Regions from separate parts of the Homo sapiens genome. Here region 2 is linked to region 1. A link is a loop called in an ENCODE intact Hi-C map of the cell type or tissue named here. Cell type or tissue: OCI-LY7. All regions are shown on one strand. Each heading gives the region's core, and the rest is flanking DNA. Links, peaks and the distances in the headings are about the cores only. Region 1 overlaps LOC107984361 (a long non-coding RNA gene). Region 2 overlaps LOC107984361 (a long non-coding RNA gene).

Evidence for each region. A loop is a pair of places that touch in the nucleus more often than their neighbours do. Peaks named below come from ENCODE experiments on the same cell type or tissue, not always from the same donor. Only the 100,000 strongest peaks of a DNase experiment are listed, where the experiment ranks them.
Region 2: a loop joins it to region 1, with 4 times the contacts of the local background. A loop is called at or near these places in 7 of 110 quality-filtered maps.

The regions. Positions count from the first base shown.
Region 1 is chr11:87,874,212-87,882,891 of GRCh38, reverse strand. The region is part of intron 4 of LOC107984361 (a long non-coding RNA gene); the gene reads right to left. It also overlaps a transcript of RAB38 not described here. Among named protein-coding and RNA genes, the nearest start is that of LINC02711, 160 kb to the right of the region's middle. In OCI-LY7, for the core only: CTCF peaks have their summits at 4,231 and 4,434 (motif pointing left); DNase peaks (open chromatin) are centred at 4,171 and 4,451; H3K4me3 peaks cover 506 bases; H3K27ac peaks cover 441 bases.
Region 2 is chr11:87,458,801-87,467,480 of GRCh38, reverse strand. All of the region lies in intron 2 of LOC107984361 (a long non-coding RNA gene), which reads right to left. Among named protein-coding and RNA genes, the nearest start is that of LINC02711, 260 kb to the left of the region's middle. RefSeq lists a silencer at 3,777-3,866. In OCI-LY7, for the core only: CTCF peaks have their summits at 3,591 and 3,792 (motif pointing left); a DNase peak (open chromatin) is centred at 3,770.

The DNA.
Region 1 (8,680 bases), core at 2,457-7,456:
CCAAACTTATTTTTTTTCTTGGGGAGAGAGGAGAAAGCTCACAAAGACCATGCCTCATAAGCCATTTCCTGAAAAATAACTGAAATTCTCCTTAAGAAAATAGGTTACCTCAGTTTCCATGGGAATGGTTTCTAATGCCAAAATTTTACTGCCGACAACAAAAAGTGACAATGACAGAGAGACCAAAATGAGTGTAGCTATAGAGACTGCTTGTTTCATTATCACACCCTATTCTAATTGTTTCTTTACATGTCAGACATCACTCCCTATTATATTTTGAGGACAGGAACTAACTTATTCAGTTTGTATCCACATTATTTAACACAGTGTCTAGCAGGAAGCAAATGATTCATAAAAATTGGTAGATAAAATTGAATATTACATTACCTACTAGAGTGGTTCTCAAACAATCTGCAGATTGATAGTCCTAGAATCATCTGAGGAGAAATGAAAATATAGGTTCTCTATATCATAGAGATTGTCAAGTATAAGAACTGATGGGGCGCAGATATTTGCATTTCTTTAAAGCCCTTTAGGGGCTTCTGATATACACCAAAGTTTAGAACCACTACCTAGCCTTATATACAAATTTACAGGCAATATGCTAGATTCACATTTGCCAAAAGCCAACCTTGAATTAACACCCCTCTATGCAAAAGCATAGAAAGAACTTATTTTGCTAATGATGGGCCTATTAATGTGGCCAAATCTGGGCCAGAGGCAATCAAGGATATAAGAATGAGGAGTTTTATCCCCATAAAATGTAAAATTCTATTAGAAAACCAAGGATATTTTTAAGATTCAGGTTGGTCTGGGATAGTTTGGGGGACCGGTAAGGAGCTAAGGCAGCTTCTGACAATAACTGTGCTAAAGGGGGGAGATTAGAGTGGCATTAATTTGCATCAAGGACAATGTATAACTGTGGCAGGAAAGGAAGAATGGCACTGGTTACTACTGAATACAGGACTCTCTGCCAGACACCAACCAGCCCTTTGCTCATTGAGCATCAGTGGTCTTGGCATGGACACTGAGGCATGGCCAGCAACATGGTTCACAGGTTTTTCTGTTGTGCTTTTAGCAGGATAAAGAATATGGCTCTAACTTTTGGTTTTGAAGGTATAAGAATGTGACTATAAAGCCACAGCAGAAAGTGAGGGAAACCTGAGGAAAAAAAAATACTTAGTGGCTAAAAAGAACTAAATTATGAAGCTCATATTAGACAAACCCATAATAATCTTAAGTAGCTGGAACTAGAGAAAGATCATATTGTCATTACAGTCCTATGCTTACTCACAGACTAGTGTAGTGTGGCAAATAATACATTAGTTTTATAATAATGAAACACTGAGAATAACAAATGAATGTAGAGAAAATAACAGATCACTATGTGACATGATGCAGTCTCCACATTTATGAGTTCATACCCAGAAGATATGGGTAAAAATTAAAATCATGTGAACCTAATAAAAAATAAAAGTAGAAAGAAAAGAGAAGACAAAGGAAGAGTCAGAACTGCTTTATTAACAACTGGATAGGCATTCAATACCCTAGTGCCTAATCTAGAATCTTTCTTTTAAGTTAATAACCCACGGATAAAACATGAATCAACAAATATCCTGGGCTCTGAACATGAGGGCAGCAGGGGCAGTGTATTATCCAAACAACCTACGTTATTCCATTCTCTTTAGTATCTTCTATGTGCCAGGTGCTGTTAGGCACTGGAGATGCTATTACAACAAAGCAAAGCAGTCTGGGCATGATGTCTCATGACTTAATCCCAGCAATTTGAGAGTCCAAGGTGGGAGGATTGCTTGAGCCCAGGAGCTCAAGGCTACAGTGGGTTATGATCACGCCACTTCACTTCAGCCTGGGTGACAGAGCAAGATCCTGTTGCTAAAACAAAACAAAGTACCTTCTTTATTTTTCACCATAGCACTCAGCACTAGTTGATACTTAATTACAAATTTATTTTTAAAGTTCTGTAATATTTATTCCACATATGAACATAGTTCATGAAGTAAAGGGCTTGTCCTTGTCACCACTCTATGCCCAATGCCCTTTATAGGCCCCACTCATTAACTATTTGTGGAATAAATGAATAAATGAATTAATAATTGACTGAGTGAATAATATTGGCCATTAAATGATTAAACAGAAAAGTAGTTTCTTTTGAACTATTATCTTGGAAGGTATACTTTTTCAAGTGTATAATGTAGAAAAAGCAATGTTGTGGGACCCTATATATTCTTTCTGCTCTCACTGAAAATACAAAGTGACTCTTCTCCCCAAAACTGAATATAAACTGCCTCAACTGGAAACAGTGTATTAGTCAGTGTATTCTAGGCTGAATGTGGCAAAAAAACAAACCCCACAATTTCAGTAACATAGCACAATGTGATTTCTTTTTCATATTACTGTCCTTTGAGTGGCTCTTCTATAAGCTGTAACTTGGAGATCTAGGCTGTTACCATACTGTGGCTCTACCATCTTGAACTTTTTGTTTTCAAGGCTTTAAAATTGGGATAGAAGAGCAGGAAAGATATCTGGAGCATGTTGTGGCCAGGACTCGAAGGGATATACATTATTTCCACCCATATTCCATTTGCAGTCTCACTGAGTTGTAAGAGGGCTACAAAACATAGTCATTTTGTATGCCAAGAAAGAAAATGAAGCGGTTTGGTGAACACATGGCATTGTCTCAATGTTACACTTTCAACATTAGGTTTAAAATAAAAATACTATTTCTAGTAATAGTCAACAAGTATAGAAAATACGGATAGGAAGCAAAATAATCTATGGAAATCCCTCAATAAATATCTAAGAATCAGATATTCATTCATTCATTCATTTTATATCTGAACTTATTACTATGTACCACTATTCTCAGTCTCTTAGAGCTTACAGTCTAGACAGGAGGACAAATGAACCATTAAATGAAGATGAGTGCTTTGATAAAGTACAGCATATTATAGGAGATCTATAATAATATTTGAAATATAATTACTAATATTTTGAGCATTAGGTACTTTATAGATATTATTGCATTTATTTCTTTACAATGTGAGGAGATACCATTACTATTGTTGTTTATGGTTAAAACAGCCACTCGCTCAAGGTCTCACAATAATTAATGCACTTTAAGTACCTGAATAAGCAATGATTAACGTTGTTCATGAAAGTTACTAAAACAAGAACTGGTAGTTTTACCCCAGATGAGATAATGTAGAATGAAAAGAATGTAAAATCTCCAGAAGAAAGCCCACATGAGATGAGCATAGAGGTTGCTCCACGAGCACACAGAGGTTCTCACTAGATTCCTAGGGAAGAAAAACCAGAGGTGACAGCAGAACCACTCCACAACCCTAGTCCACTGCATAAGCTCTTAGAGTAAAGCTCCGAGTTCCCATTCCAGAGGGTGGGTCTTGCCTTTTTAAATATTTTTGTTGTTGTTGTCTTTTCATAGTCCCAACTGAAAAAAAAAAGTCTTCTCACTTACTGGAATACTCTCCCCACCCCCATGCCCCACATGTTGAAAAGTAGGCGGTCCCTTCCAAATTTGTCCCTTATGCCTGGTGCTAAGATGAATCATGTTCTCGCAATGTGGTTACATATTCATATAAACACATAAGAAAATATTTATGAGTGTATACAGTCCGTATCCATGAAAATGAAAATTTTTATGCTCAACTTAAGCCATTTATTGTTTTGGTAATTGATGTAGGAATTGGTAAACAATGAAATTTATATTTATGATATGCCTAATATAAAAGTAATTATATTTCCACAATGAAAAAGCAAAGCAAACGACCAGAGTGTTGCCTACCTTTAATATGATTTACTCCTCTCCTCAACATTTCTGTCAGAATTCAAATTCCTAGGCAATACATATTTTCCACTGAGGCAAAAAAAAAAAAAAAAAATCAGTAATTGCTCTGAAAATTAGAGAAGCCAGCTAGGATAGAGTACTTAACTTGGATATTTTCCACTGTGATAACATGGAAATAACAGAATGCATAAGAATGGTATAATGAGGTAGGATAAAAATTCCATCCTTGAGCCAAAGTCACATTTTTCTCTCCACAGGATGAATTAAAGAGGTGGATTGAGCAAGAAATTCACCTGGTGAGCACATTGCTTTTGCAGATGTAAGTGGCACACAGCTGGCTTTAAAAGCTATGATTTGCTTACCCATATGTGGTATTACATGAAATAAAGAGAAGCTGAAACTAGGGAGGGGAAATGCAATTTTTAGCACAGCCTCACTGTCAGCAATGGAAATTGCTTTTTTAAAACTGGGAGTAGCTTTGATAAAAACATCCTCCGACATTCTCAACATTGCCTTGGGATGAATTCTTCCAGAAACCATAGAACACTCCCTCTTTATTTTGCAGTTTTATAGCATTTTATTGTCTACTTTCATTTAATGTTGTGAAGCTCTTGCACTGCCCTCTGCTGTTTTCTGAGCTGCATAACCAGGGTGTTCACAAGTAAAATACTGAGTTCATTTAATTCTCTCTCGATAGATAGATGATAGATAGACAGATGATAGATAGATAGATGATAGATTGATAGATGATAGATAGATGATAGGTAGATAGATAGATAGATAGATAGATAGATAGATAGATAGATAGATAGATGATAGGTGTGTGTGTATATATATGTGTGTATATATATATATATATATGTTTAGCACATATTAGGCATCCAAGATAAAAGAGCAGTTTTTTAAAAAAGCAGTAAATGGTCAAAGCATAGATTTTACAGTTAGGCAAAATGAGTTCTGATCCTAGCCCCACCAACATTTTCAGTTGTAAGACTGTAGATAATTTAAATTCTCTCTGGCTCAAGGCTCAGTTTCCCTACATACAAAATAGGAATATTAATACTTATTTGCTTCATGTTACAAGGATAAGTCAGGCACGCTTAGTGCCTAAAACAGAGAAGACACCATGGTATGAAGCTATTATAATATAAATTAGTCATGCACTCTACAAGAAGATAAGGCAAGTGGGGAATCTGGCAATTATGTAACACAAGGAGGGATTGATTTGATGGCTATTGTAGAAAACCAGATAGTAAAGTAGGCTTAAATGAGAATTTCAGCCATGAAAATGATACTGCTTTAGTAACCAAGTGGAGACCATTCAATTAAGGGGACAGAGACTGGAAAAAGAAACAATAGCTAGGAGGGCTAGTGTTATACCTGGGGATGAAATGTAAGGTGGGCGTAACTATGGAGGCACCATTACTAAGAGGAAGGTAGACACAGTCAACAGTCATGGTGGAGGTTGAATATGAATAATTTTGTAATAGATTGGATACAGGACACAAAGGAAAGAAAATTGGATTCTGGATATGTTGGAAGGATGATAGAGGGCATATTCCATGGATGAACAGGAGTCAGAATTAGCAAACAAAGGAGATAGCATGGGTGTGGGGGGAGGGAGGAAATTCATAGTTACTTGGCATCAACTAATAGAAATAATTTTCCTTTATTCCTCACAATAATTCTGCAATGTATACTTTATTATTCCCATATTTGAGATGAGAAAATTGGGTCCCAGAAAAGTAAGTATCTTGTTAATGACACTTAATGACACCCATCAGAACATAAAGAAGCTAGGATTCAAACAATTTTATGTACTTTCCAAATTCTAGGCCCTTTCCACTATGGCTTTACAGAATCAGTGCAAAAGAAGCAGTGTATAAAGAGGTCCTGGTTCCATGGAGGAGGTCCTCAGCACGTATGGTACTTCCATGCATGATATTGTTTTCTTTAGGTATAAAAAGATGACACCTATCTGTCCTGTTTATACTCTTTATACACAAGACCACTCATGAATATTCTCATGATATTTACTGTTGATGAGTATTTCACTTTTGTTGATGGTGAAAATGCACACTGATTTCACAGTTGATTTAAGATTTCTTCTAATGCCCATTTGCTGTTTTGGGATTCTCTACTGAAACTATATTATGTGTTTAATTTCCTGAGAGATACTATAAGAACACTTCAGCTGAATGGCAAAGGAGAAAATTGTGCCCGGTATCACTGCTCATCTGCTACCAGGTGAGCAGGTCTAAATAGCATTGAAGAACACCGTTTCCTTCTCTCTTTCACCAAAGTCTTGTTTGAAGAGTAGTCTCATACAGGCCTCACTAGAATTTCATAATCCAGAGTGACTTCTAAGAAAAAATTTTCAAACTTAAAGACAATGGAAAGTCAAAGATGTGCATGAGCCCTAAAGAAACCACCTATCAAGAAGAGACATAGACTCAAACTAGGCTCCCACCAACTCCAAAGTCCTAGAAGCTTTCTAAAGTCTCCTGTCTTCATAATCCCTTCATTCTAACATTTTTATTAGGTGAGAATTAATATTTGTTACTCTTTCAAAGCTGTGTTAGTTTGGATTTGCTGAGGAGAAGCCAAGACAGAACTAGATATACAAAAATTTATTGGGGGAGAAAGAAAGAGGAGATAGAGAGAGCTTTTGGACCACGACACTTGTCCAACATCTGTGAAAGAAGAGAAGGAAAAAGGACTATGGTAGAAAAATTGCTGGTAAGGAGTCATCATCATGCCCAGATACCCACTAGAGAAGGTTTCTATCTCTAGATTAGACCCACTTTGTTCAGTCATTGGCATGAATGTCGTAGTTGATCAGAAGGGCATCAGCTAAGATCATCACTCAATTCTGCTACCTGCAGCTAGAGATCTTAGCAGCATGTTTTCACGACAGTTTCGAATTCTATCCCCAGAGATCTATATTGAAATATTAGAGGAAATTATAGAGTAATAATTAAACGTAGAGTTTGGAGACAAACTTCCTAAGTTCAATTCTTAACTTCATCACTTGGCTGGATAAAGACAAAGATTCCTGATATCACTATTCAACAGTGTATTGAAGACCTTGGCAAAAGCAATATAGAAAATAAATGTAAAGAATGGGGAGGAAAAAGTAAAATCTGTTATAATTCACAAATAACAGGATTGTAGATATAGAACATCTAAAAGAATCCACAAATTATTAGAACTAATCTGTAAATTTTAGCAAGGTTGTTGAATAGAAGGTCAATATGCAAAAAATCAACTGTACTGTACTACTATAGCCAACAACAAAAATTTTAAAAATAAAATGTTATTGAGCTAATGCTTAAGGTAATATCAAAAACATTACATTTCTAGAGAAAAAATCTAACTAAGGAAATTAAAACTTAAAACTGCAATGAAAATTATTAAATTACTAGAAAAATTTAAGAAAATATAATGAAAAATGCTATATTCATCAACTATAATACTCAGTACTACAAAGATATAAATTATCCCCAATTGACCTATAGATTTCACTAAGTCTGAATCAAAACTCCAGTAGCAATTTTGGGTGAATTGATACCCTAAATCTAAAATGTGTATGGACATACCCCAGATAAATAATCAACATCTACAGTCTCTTTATTTATGACATTAAAGTGCAATGGAGAAAATATTTTTTTCAATAAATGGTGTTTGGTTGATTGGATATCAATATTTTATTTTATTTTTCTCACCTTTACTTATAATTAATTTTATTTTTAATTGATAAATCATAATTGCATACATTTGTGGACTGCAATATAATGTTTTATATATTGTATATATGTATATAATGTGGAATGATTGAATCAAGCTAATTAACCAATCCACCACTTAACTTACCTATCATTTTTTATTCTAAGACATTTAAAATTTACTCTCTGAATTATTTTAAAATATACATTATTATTGACTAGAGTCACCCTACAGTGCACAAGATCTAAAAGATTATTCCTCCTGTCTATCTGAAACTTTGTAATCTTTGATCAACAACAGATCCATATCTTGGTTATTGTGAATAATGCTGAAATAAGTATGGCAGTATAAGTATCCCTTCAACATATTGATTTCAACTCCTTTGAATATATACCCAGAAGTGGGATGACTGGACCATATGGTAGTTCTATTTTTAATTTTTTGAGGAACCCCCATACCATTTCCCACAATGGTTGTATTAATTTACATTCCCACCAGCAACCTGCAAGGGTTCCCCCTTTTCTCCTCATCTTCACTAATGCTTATCTTTTATCTTTTTGATAAAAGGTATTTTTAACAGATGTAAGGTGATATCTCTTTGTGGATTTAATTTGCATTTCCCTAACGATTATGGATGCTGAGCATTTTTTAATTTATTTTATTTTATTTTATTATTTTATATATATATTTTATTATACTTTAAGTTCTAGGGTACATGTGCACAACGTGCAGGTTTGTTACATATGTATACATATGCCATGTTGGTGTGCTGCACCCATTAACTCATCATTTACATTAGGTATACCTCCTAATGCTATCCCTCCCCTCTCCCCCGACCCCACAACAGGCCCCGGTGTGTGATGTTCCCCTTCCTGTAAGCCATTTCTATGTCTTTAAAAGGTATCTGTTCAGGTCCTTTGCCCATTTTTTAATTGAGTTATTTGTTTTCTTGATACTGAATTGTTTCGGTGCTTTATATATTTGGGGTATTATCAGATGTATGGCTTGCAAATATTTTCTCCCATTCTGTGATTTTCTCTTCACTTTATTGTTTCCTTTGTTGTTGATATCAGTATTTTAATAAGTGAAACAATGGTACTTCACACAATATGAACAATGTGCAATAAC
Region 2 (8,680 bases), core at 1,766-6,765, 410 kb after region 1:
CATAAAGTGATAACCTTTCTCCCTGCTCCATGGAATTGTGCTATTTGCCATGTCCTGTGCTCAGCTCTAAAGACTTAATCTGTGCCCCAAGAAACTAGTATAATTGCAGGGAAAATAGACCCATCAAAACAAATAATTGTTCTACCACAGAGCTTTTCATTTTATTATCAGGTGACTCCCCATATCATATGATGAAGCAAGGGGACTGAGTATAAAAGCAACTAAGAATCTCCCAGGTTCCTGCTTAAAATGCAGACCTCTAGGTCTCACCCTAGATGTGCTAGGTCAGAAGTTCTGGGGTTGGAGCCCAGGAATATGTATTGTAAACAATCCCCCAGGTAATCTGAGGAGGGCAATGTTTGAGAACCACTGCTTTATCTCATGAGAAGTGTCAAAATTGAGGCCATGCTGTAGCCACAAGGAAGACTGACTCCCGGCATAAAGACTTCCCCAGGGAGTGATATTTGAGTTGAGTGTCACATGTGTATATCAAGAAAAGCATGGGGATAAGAGAACTCCAAGCAGAAGGAAAAGCAAAACCCCAGAAGGATGAAAATCATAACAGGCTCTGAGGAAACAAAGCATACACTCATCCAGTTGTAATATAGGACAATTGTAGAAAGAGCAGCAGCATATGTGACTGGAGCCAAACTGGAAAGGGCCAACTGTGCAAGACTAAAAGATATAACATGTTCAAGAGGTCTTTGAAGAGTTTCTCTGACTTGTTTAATTTCCTTAATACCTTTATTAATAAAGGTATCAATTTCTTTAATACCTTTTTCTCTAGAATTCACTTTTCCTGGTACTTCCCTGGCCTGTGAAAGGCCTCCGGAATCTCAAAGTCACTGTTCATCCAACAAAACTGTTGAAACTTAATAGAGACAGAGAGCCTGGAGCTGGTTACATCAAATGCCACTCATGAGAAGGAGAATTGAAAATCATCCCGAGATCTGTCAGATCCCAGAGTTGTCTTCCACAGAGAAGGAGTGGGGCCAAGGAAAAAGGAATCTGTTCTCTATCATCTCTACAAAGACTGCACAGACAGGGGATTGCCTAAGCCAGTGTCATCATTTCTGTGTTAGCTGAGGTCCAAGAGCTGTTTTGTTTCCCTGCCAAACACAAGAGGCTGAACGTCTCCAACAACCTCCCTCCAGGAGCCAGAAGGCTCAACTGAACTTAAGCCAAAGTTTCCTCTACCTACTTTCCTCCCAGGACCTGGTAGTTCCACATCTAAAGTCTTCCAAATAGCCATGTGCAGAGTTAGGTTAAGGGCAAAAACCCACATCCAGAAAGAAATGTTCTTTCCTTCTTTTTTTTTTTGTTTTTTTCTTTTTTTGTTTTTCTTTTAATAGTAACAGGGACAGTTTGCTTTTAAAATAGTCACCTGAGGTGTGATTGATAGGAAATCACTACTTGTCATTTCCGGCTCCATGGGAAATGTGATTCAGTGAAACTTAACTAAGCCTTTTATTTCCTATATTTGCTCCTTTATAAATTGGAGCCTGTCAGCTGCCCATCTGAGAAACATCAGAGAGCCTGAGTGTCCTGCGGTATTTTTCATAGAGCAATTCCTCCAGCCTAACATATTACATTTCCAGGCTCTTTGTTCTCTCGCCAATAAAATATATGTTTCCCAGAACTGCATATCCAACCCTATTTAGGAACCATTTAGAACAAAGAGTGAGGGCTTAATTTTCTGCATTTCTCTCTCCACACCTTCTCTATCCACCTCCTCCACCCAGCAACACCACAGGAAACCCGGGCTTCCTAAATAGAAGCAAGTAATTTTCTGAGGCTCCAACATTTTCTCTCTCACACTTACAGGATTTTTCAGGAGCCTGCTTTTAAGGCTGGCAGACACAGCTCCCCACACACAGCCTGGAGATGTACATGTCCAAGGTCAGGGTTGAGCCTCCCAGGGCTCACATGAAGGACAAAGACTTTAGAATCAAAATGACCAAGATTTAAATTCCAACTCTCCAATATATTAGTTGTTTCACCTTGATTAATTTATTTCCTTAATGAAACCTCCCTTTTCTTACCTGTAATAGTAAAATAATATTAACATCTGTCTAGTTTTAGTGTGAGACTTTTAAAAAAATAAGAAATTGTGGCAGACCTTGTTGGTTGCCATTCTCAATTTTATTATCCTGTGGCACCTTTCACTTTAGAGGCTGGAAAAACTTAATACTTATTTTCCTGGTCTCCCCTTCAGCCAGGGATGGCCAGTTAACTCAGCTATGGGCAATGTTATATAAGCAGAAGTCTGAAAAAAGTTTCCTGGAAGTGTTTCTGCTTCCCTGAAAAAATGGAAAGATGAGGCCAACTGGTTCTCCTACTCTTTTCTCCCTGCTTTGACCAAAGATGTTATCTGGAGCTGCAGGAGCGCTCTTGTGGCCAAGAGGCTCTCAGAGTCACCTGTACTGACATCATCAAGACACTGAAGCAATGCTGAAGGCATCGAACTCCAGATTTCTTGTTATGTGAAAAGAATAGTGTCTCTTTATATAAGCCACTTCAAGTTGAGTTTTCTGTTCCTTGCTATCAAGTGCATTCCTAAACTGCTGTGTGTGAGCGATGTAAATAAAGGGACTACAGGAGTCTACAGTATTTACTAAATATTGGTTCTATCCTCCCCACCCTCCCCATGTGTCTTCTCCTCAAAATATACTTAGTACTAATCTATACCATTGAATTATTCATATTTAGAGTGGGATTTGGCCTGAGAATATGCATCCAGACTGGATTTTGAGGCCTCTGCAATGTTTCTTCTACCCCGACCACCTGCACACTGAGGTTAAACTCCCAGTCAATGAGAGTCCAGCCAGTTGGTTATACTCCATATGAGTCATAAGTGTCCTATCCCCAACCACTCTTTCCTCCATTCCCTGTCTTCCCTCATTCTCTTCCCCCATCCTTCTTTCAGCCTGCCTGAATCTCTTCCATCCTTCCTTTGCTGGGTGCATCCCCACCATCTCCCTGAGATACCTTTTCTGATGCGATCAGGAATGGCCAGGAGAGAAAAGAGAGTCATGTGACACAAATTTAGTTGCCCCATTTGGCAATGGTGATGGGCAGGCAGAAAAGCATGTCTAGTCCAGGGAAACCTTGGAAATAAGGGATACAGAGTTTTATAATCAATATATTAAAAAAAAAAAAAAAAAAAAACTCTGCAAGGCAGATGCAGAGCAGCCACCAGGGCTTCACTTTGACCCTGGCAGTCAGGAGAACAAAAAAGCTGGAGAGCCAAGGTCACCCAGGAGCTACCTTAGAGGTGGGTAGAAGAAGCATCCAGGGAATAGAGAAAACAAAGACAGGAACCACAGTGCAGATGGTAGCCTCAGAAGCTCCACAAGGTCCCTGGCCAAAGAGAAAAGAAATTGAATTCCCCTTCCTGTGTCCATGTGTTCTCATGGTTCAATTCCCACCTATGAGTGAGAACATGCGGTGTTTGGTTTTTTGTCCGCACATGTACCCTAAAATTTAAAGTATAATTTAAAAAAAAGGAAAAAAAAAAAGCAATAAATAAATAAATAAATAAATACGGGAGCTACGAAAAAAAAAAAAAGAAAGAAATTGAATTGACCAAAGCTTTGAAATAATTTGTCCCCACCTGCCATACCTCTCAGGATGGGTGGAGGGGGTCAACCATCTGCCAGTTGACCAGATAATCAATGAAGGATGAGAGGACAGTCCACATCAGCCCTTCAGGTAGAATACCTTGGACATGTCAGAGGCTGCCATACAGACCTGGTTGTGCTCATCTTGGGTAAATTGTGACACCTACTGGCTCATAATGGAGAAAACCCATGCTTCACTTTGGTAAAAAGTTCCCTGGTGCTAGTGTGATGCAAATGTCTCCCAGATGGACTAGACTCTTTGCTAGTGAGAAATTATATACCTTTCAGGTTCTATGGCCATGCCCAGATTCAGTTTCCCATGACCACAGTTGTCTGGAAGGACAATGGAAATAACCAGAGGACAAGCCACTGTAATAAGAAGTGGTCACGGAGAATGGCCCAATGCAGAGATTTGAGTTCTGGTTCTGCCTGTGTCTCTTTGTGGCCTGAAGACATTAAACAAATCACTTCTTCTATTTCGCTGTCACTTTTGTTGTTGGTTATCTTTTCAAAGGAATGTGTTACCCTTGTTCTGTCTACCTTAGAGTTTATGTGTAAAGAATCAAAAGAGAGAGCCTTGTTGAAGCAACAAACGTGTTTTTGTGTTTTTTAACAAGCATTTAAGTATCTCAAACTACCATACTTCTGGAGACATATACCTGTACATATACATACGAACATAAATATGCATAGCAGTATTGATACAAAAGTGAATAAGCCACAATTCCAACCTAGAAAGACACATACATGTAAACCAAATGTAAGCCAAAAGTAAAATTCTAAGGTCCCCTAACCATCTGAATGGACTTCCTCGTCAGCCAGGGCACCCTTAAAATTTAACCTGAAAGACTGGTTCAGGCCATGATGGGAAGTGGGGGTCAGACATGCCTCATTATACCTCTCTGGCATTAACATCAACCGACTTTAAGTCTGATAAAGAAACATTTTACAGCCTATTCTTTCTGAAGCCTACTACCTGAAGGTTTCCTCTGCAAATAAGAACTTTGGTCTCCACAATCCTTTATCTTAACCCAAATATTCTTTCTATAGATCCCAGGTCTTTAGATAAACTGAACCAGTTGTCAACTAGAAAACTTTTAAATATACCTATAAGCTGGAAGCTCCCACTTCAAGTTATCCCACCTTTCTGGACCAAACCAATGTGTTTCTTAAATGTACTTGATTGAAGTCTCATGCCTCCTTAAAATGTACAAAACCAAGCTGCATCCCAGTCACCTTGAGCACATGTTCTCAGGACCTCCTGAGGGCTGTGTCACAGGCCATGGTCATTCATATTTGGCTCAGAATAAATCTCTTCAGATAATTTACAGTTTGACTTTTTTTGTCAACCCAAAGAATCCTGTTCTCTTTGCCTGAAACACTTCCTCCCTCAGCTTATCCTTCGATTCACAACCTTCATATCACTTCCTCTGGGAAGCCCTACTTCTGCCCTCACCCTAGTCAAGCCAGGCCTCCTGTGACACTCTCACAGCACATTTCACAGTTCTCACAGGCACAGGACAACACCAGACTGGAGGCAGGTGATTGAATGTTCAAATCCTAGCACTCCCCTCACTGACTGTAGGACCATGGGCAAATTTCCAAGCACCACCAAACTGTGGTATCCTTTCCTGCAAAGTAAGGAAGACAATACAAACTTCCTAGGGTTTTGATAAGGATTACATAAAATGGCACATGTAAAGCACCTTGAAGAGTGCCTGTCAAAAAGTAAACTCTCAGGAAGTGTTAGTTTTTACCATCATTTGTGAAATGTTTAATTTAATGTTCATCTCTCCCACCAGACTATTGACTTCAAGAAGGCAGAAGCCCTGCCCACTTTTCTCAGGCCGTATCCCCTGCACTTAGCACAGTATCTTGAAACCCAAGCCTTTTCCTTTATAAAATGCAAATAATCATAGTAACCACTTCATAGTGTGTTGTAAACACTAAAGATGACCATGTCTCCAAGTCAGCACTAAAGCAATTATCATAAGGCCAAGCACATAGCTAAGTATTCTATTGATGTTTTTACTATTGTTATTATTATAAATGATATAAATGAAGTAAATACAGTGTTCAGGAGTAATACAGAAAAGGTAGTCATTAATTTTACCTTGGAACAGGGAAGTCCTTGCCTAAAGGAGGGATACCTAAACAGGATTTTAAAGAATGAAAGCGGTTAGCCAAGCAGACTCCATCAACTGACAAAACTTGCTGCCCTCTGCAAAGTGAAAAGCTTCATGCTCAGTTGTGGCTATATACAAATAAATATAACCCAGTCCCTGCCCTTCAGGAACTTACAGCCCCATAGAGAGAAATATCTCCTCCTACAGTTCAGTGTCCTTTGGGTACACAGAAGAGCAGAGCCTAATCCAGAATACCAGGTCAGGGAAGGCTTCCTGGAGGAGGTGACATGGAGTGGGGATGTGAGGACAGTGAAAAATTAACCAAGCTATGAAACCCAAAAGACCTCTCAGGCAAAAAGAATAGCAGGTAAGAGTAGGAACGCTGAGGAAACGCAAAGTGTTCCAGTTAGTTGAGGCTTTGGGTATATGCACAGGATTGGAAAGAACGGAGCTGGAGAAAGAAGGAAGGAGCTAGATAATGAAGAGTCCTACAATCCTTGCTGAGGAATTTGGGTTTTATTCAATAGGCTATAGGAGCTGCTGAACAATTGCAAAAAGGTGGAAAGGGGTAATATAATCATATTTGCATTTTAGATACGGTCATTCTAAAAGGACAGTGAGATGGCAGCTGGAAGATTAGTCAAGAGGCTTTTGAAAGAGTCCAGACAGGCAATGGTAATGGGCTGACTTAATTCAATCAGAGTGATAAGAGAGAAGCCTATAATATAATTAGGAAGTACAATCAACAGGACTTATGGACTAATTTGATGTGAGAAGCAAAAAAAAAAAAAAAAAAAAGAGAAACCAATCTAGAATTTGGTTTGGGTGATCAGGTGGGTTATGGAGCCAATCACTGATTCAAATATAACAAGAACAGCAGGTTTGCAAAGAAAAAGGGCCAGCATGGTTTTGTACATATTTGTATATATTTTATTTATTCTATGAAGACCATATCAATCCCATTCCATGATATTATATTATACATCATTTATTCATGCACAGGCCACAGGCAGGTTTATACAGTCATCCCAAATCTTTGTCTTTCCACTTCTGATAACTCACATACTGATGCAGCACTGCCATTGTTCCTCTCTAGCTTTCCTAGGATTTTGTCACATCATCAAGTTACCTACCTTCCTTAGCTTTTCCATGGCCCACCAACCCCTCCAAGGGGGTGATGCACACTATTAGACAGCCAAGTCTCCAGTTAGCAGTTTCATAAATGGAGCTGGAGCTCAGAGCAGAGATCTGAGCCAGAAGTATGCATCTGAGAGTAATCAGCATAGAGTTTGTATAACCGCAGCATTGAGAACAGATGCATTCACCTGAGGAGACTGTAAGGGGTAAGATTCAGGCACATATGGAAGCCTAAGGAACAAGAACTATTAAGAGAAAAGCAACACAGAGGGAGAAGAGCTGGCCAAGGTGAGTGAGGAGCAGTAAGAGACATAGGAAGAAAACCATGAGAAATTCTAGAAAGAAGGGAATTGGACAAACACTGGTCAGGGACATCAAGTGTCACAAAGACATCAAGAATAATAAGGACTGAAATCTAAATGTGGGAGTGTGGGAGCCTGGGTGTTTTCAGCGGACTTGTGGGAATGGTTGAAGATGAAGTGAGGATGTGAAGATGATATTTTGTGAAGGTAACTCAAGAAATTGGTGCAAGGGAGAGATGTGACAGTAGCTAATGGTAGAAAGAAAATGTTTTGTTTTGTTATTTCCTTGAACATTTGTACATGAAATGAAGCAGCAAGCAGTAAGGCAGTATATTGCAGCAGTCAAGTGCTCAAAGTTCTAGAGCCAGACTCTCTGAGTTCAAGTCCCAACTCCATACAGAAGCTGTGTAATCTTGAGGATGTTCCCTGACTTCTCAGGATCCCATTTTTCTCATCTGTAAGATGGAGATAATAACAATACCAACTATACACGTGGTGAATATTAAGTAAGTTATGAGATGTCATGTGCTTAGATGGTGCCTGACCCATCACAGACACTTGATAAATATTAGCTGCTCCTGTTGTTGATATTCCTACTCGATCAAGGGAAAGCGCTACTAAAAGGAAGATACTGAAGATACAGGAAAGATAAAGAATTCATGATGGAGCAAAGCTCCTGAGGAAGCTGAGAGAGAGAGAACAGAGAAGTGAAAGAGAGCTCAGCCTTAGCCAGTAGGAGGGACCACCTGCCTTACTGCCACTGAGAGAAAGTCAGAAGAAAGTACCAGGAAGGTGCAGATGGAGATGGATTTGTCTTAGAGAAGCCGGGTACAGGGAGTTGAGAGAACATTTATTTTTCTCTGTGAAGTAGGAAAAAAGGCCATCTGTGAGAATGGAGAAGGAAGTGATTAGATGGCACCAGGGTTAGAGTCAGAGAGTGGGGAAGGTCTGAGATTGCTGCTATGGAGACTGGAGACGGAGCATCCTGGGCTGAAGAGTAGTTCTAGGGAGGGTCTGGGATCCCTAGGTCACCAATGCATGCATTTCCTTGGCACTCTCAACACCCTGTGAAGGAGTGCTGAGACCTTGTTTGGATGCCGCTATGGTTGAGACTTTGTTGAGAAGCTGTGACAGAAAGTTAAAGGGACAAGGAAACTCAAGAGTGGTAAAGTGACAGGGATGCCCTCTCTCACCACTCCTATTCAACATAGTATTGGAAGTTCTGGCCAGGGCAATCAGGCAGGAGAAAGAAATAGAGGGTATTCAATTAGAAAAAGAGGAAGTCAAATTTTCCCTGTTTGCAGATGACATGATTGTATATTTAGAAAACCCCATCTTCTCAGCCCAAAATCCCCTTAAGCTGATAAGCAATTTCAGCAAAGTCTCAGGATACAAAATCAATGTGCAAAAATCACAAGCATTCTTATACACCAATAACAGACAAACAGAGAGTCAAATCATGAGTGAACTCCCATTCACAATTACTACAAAGAGA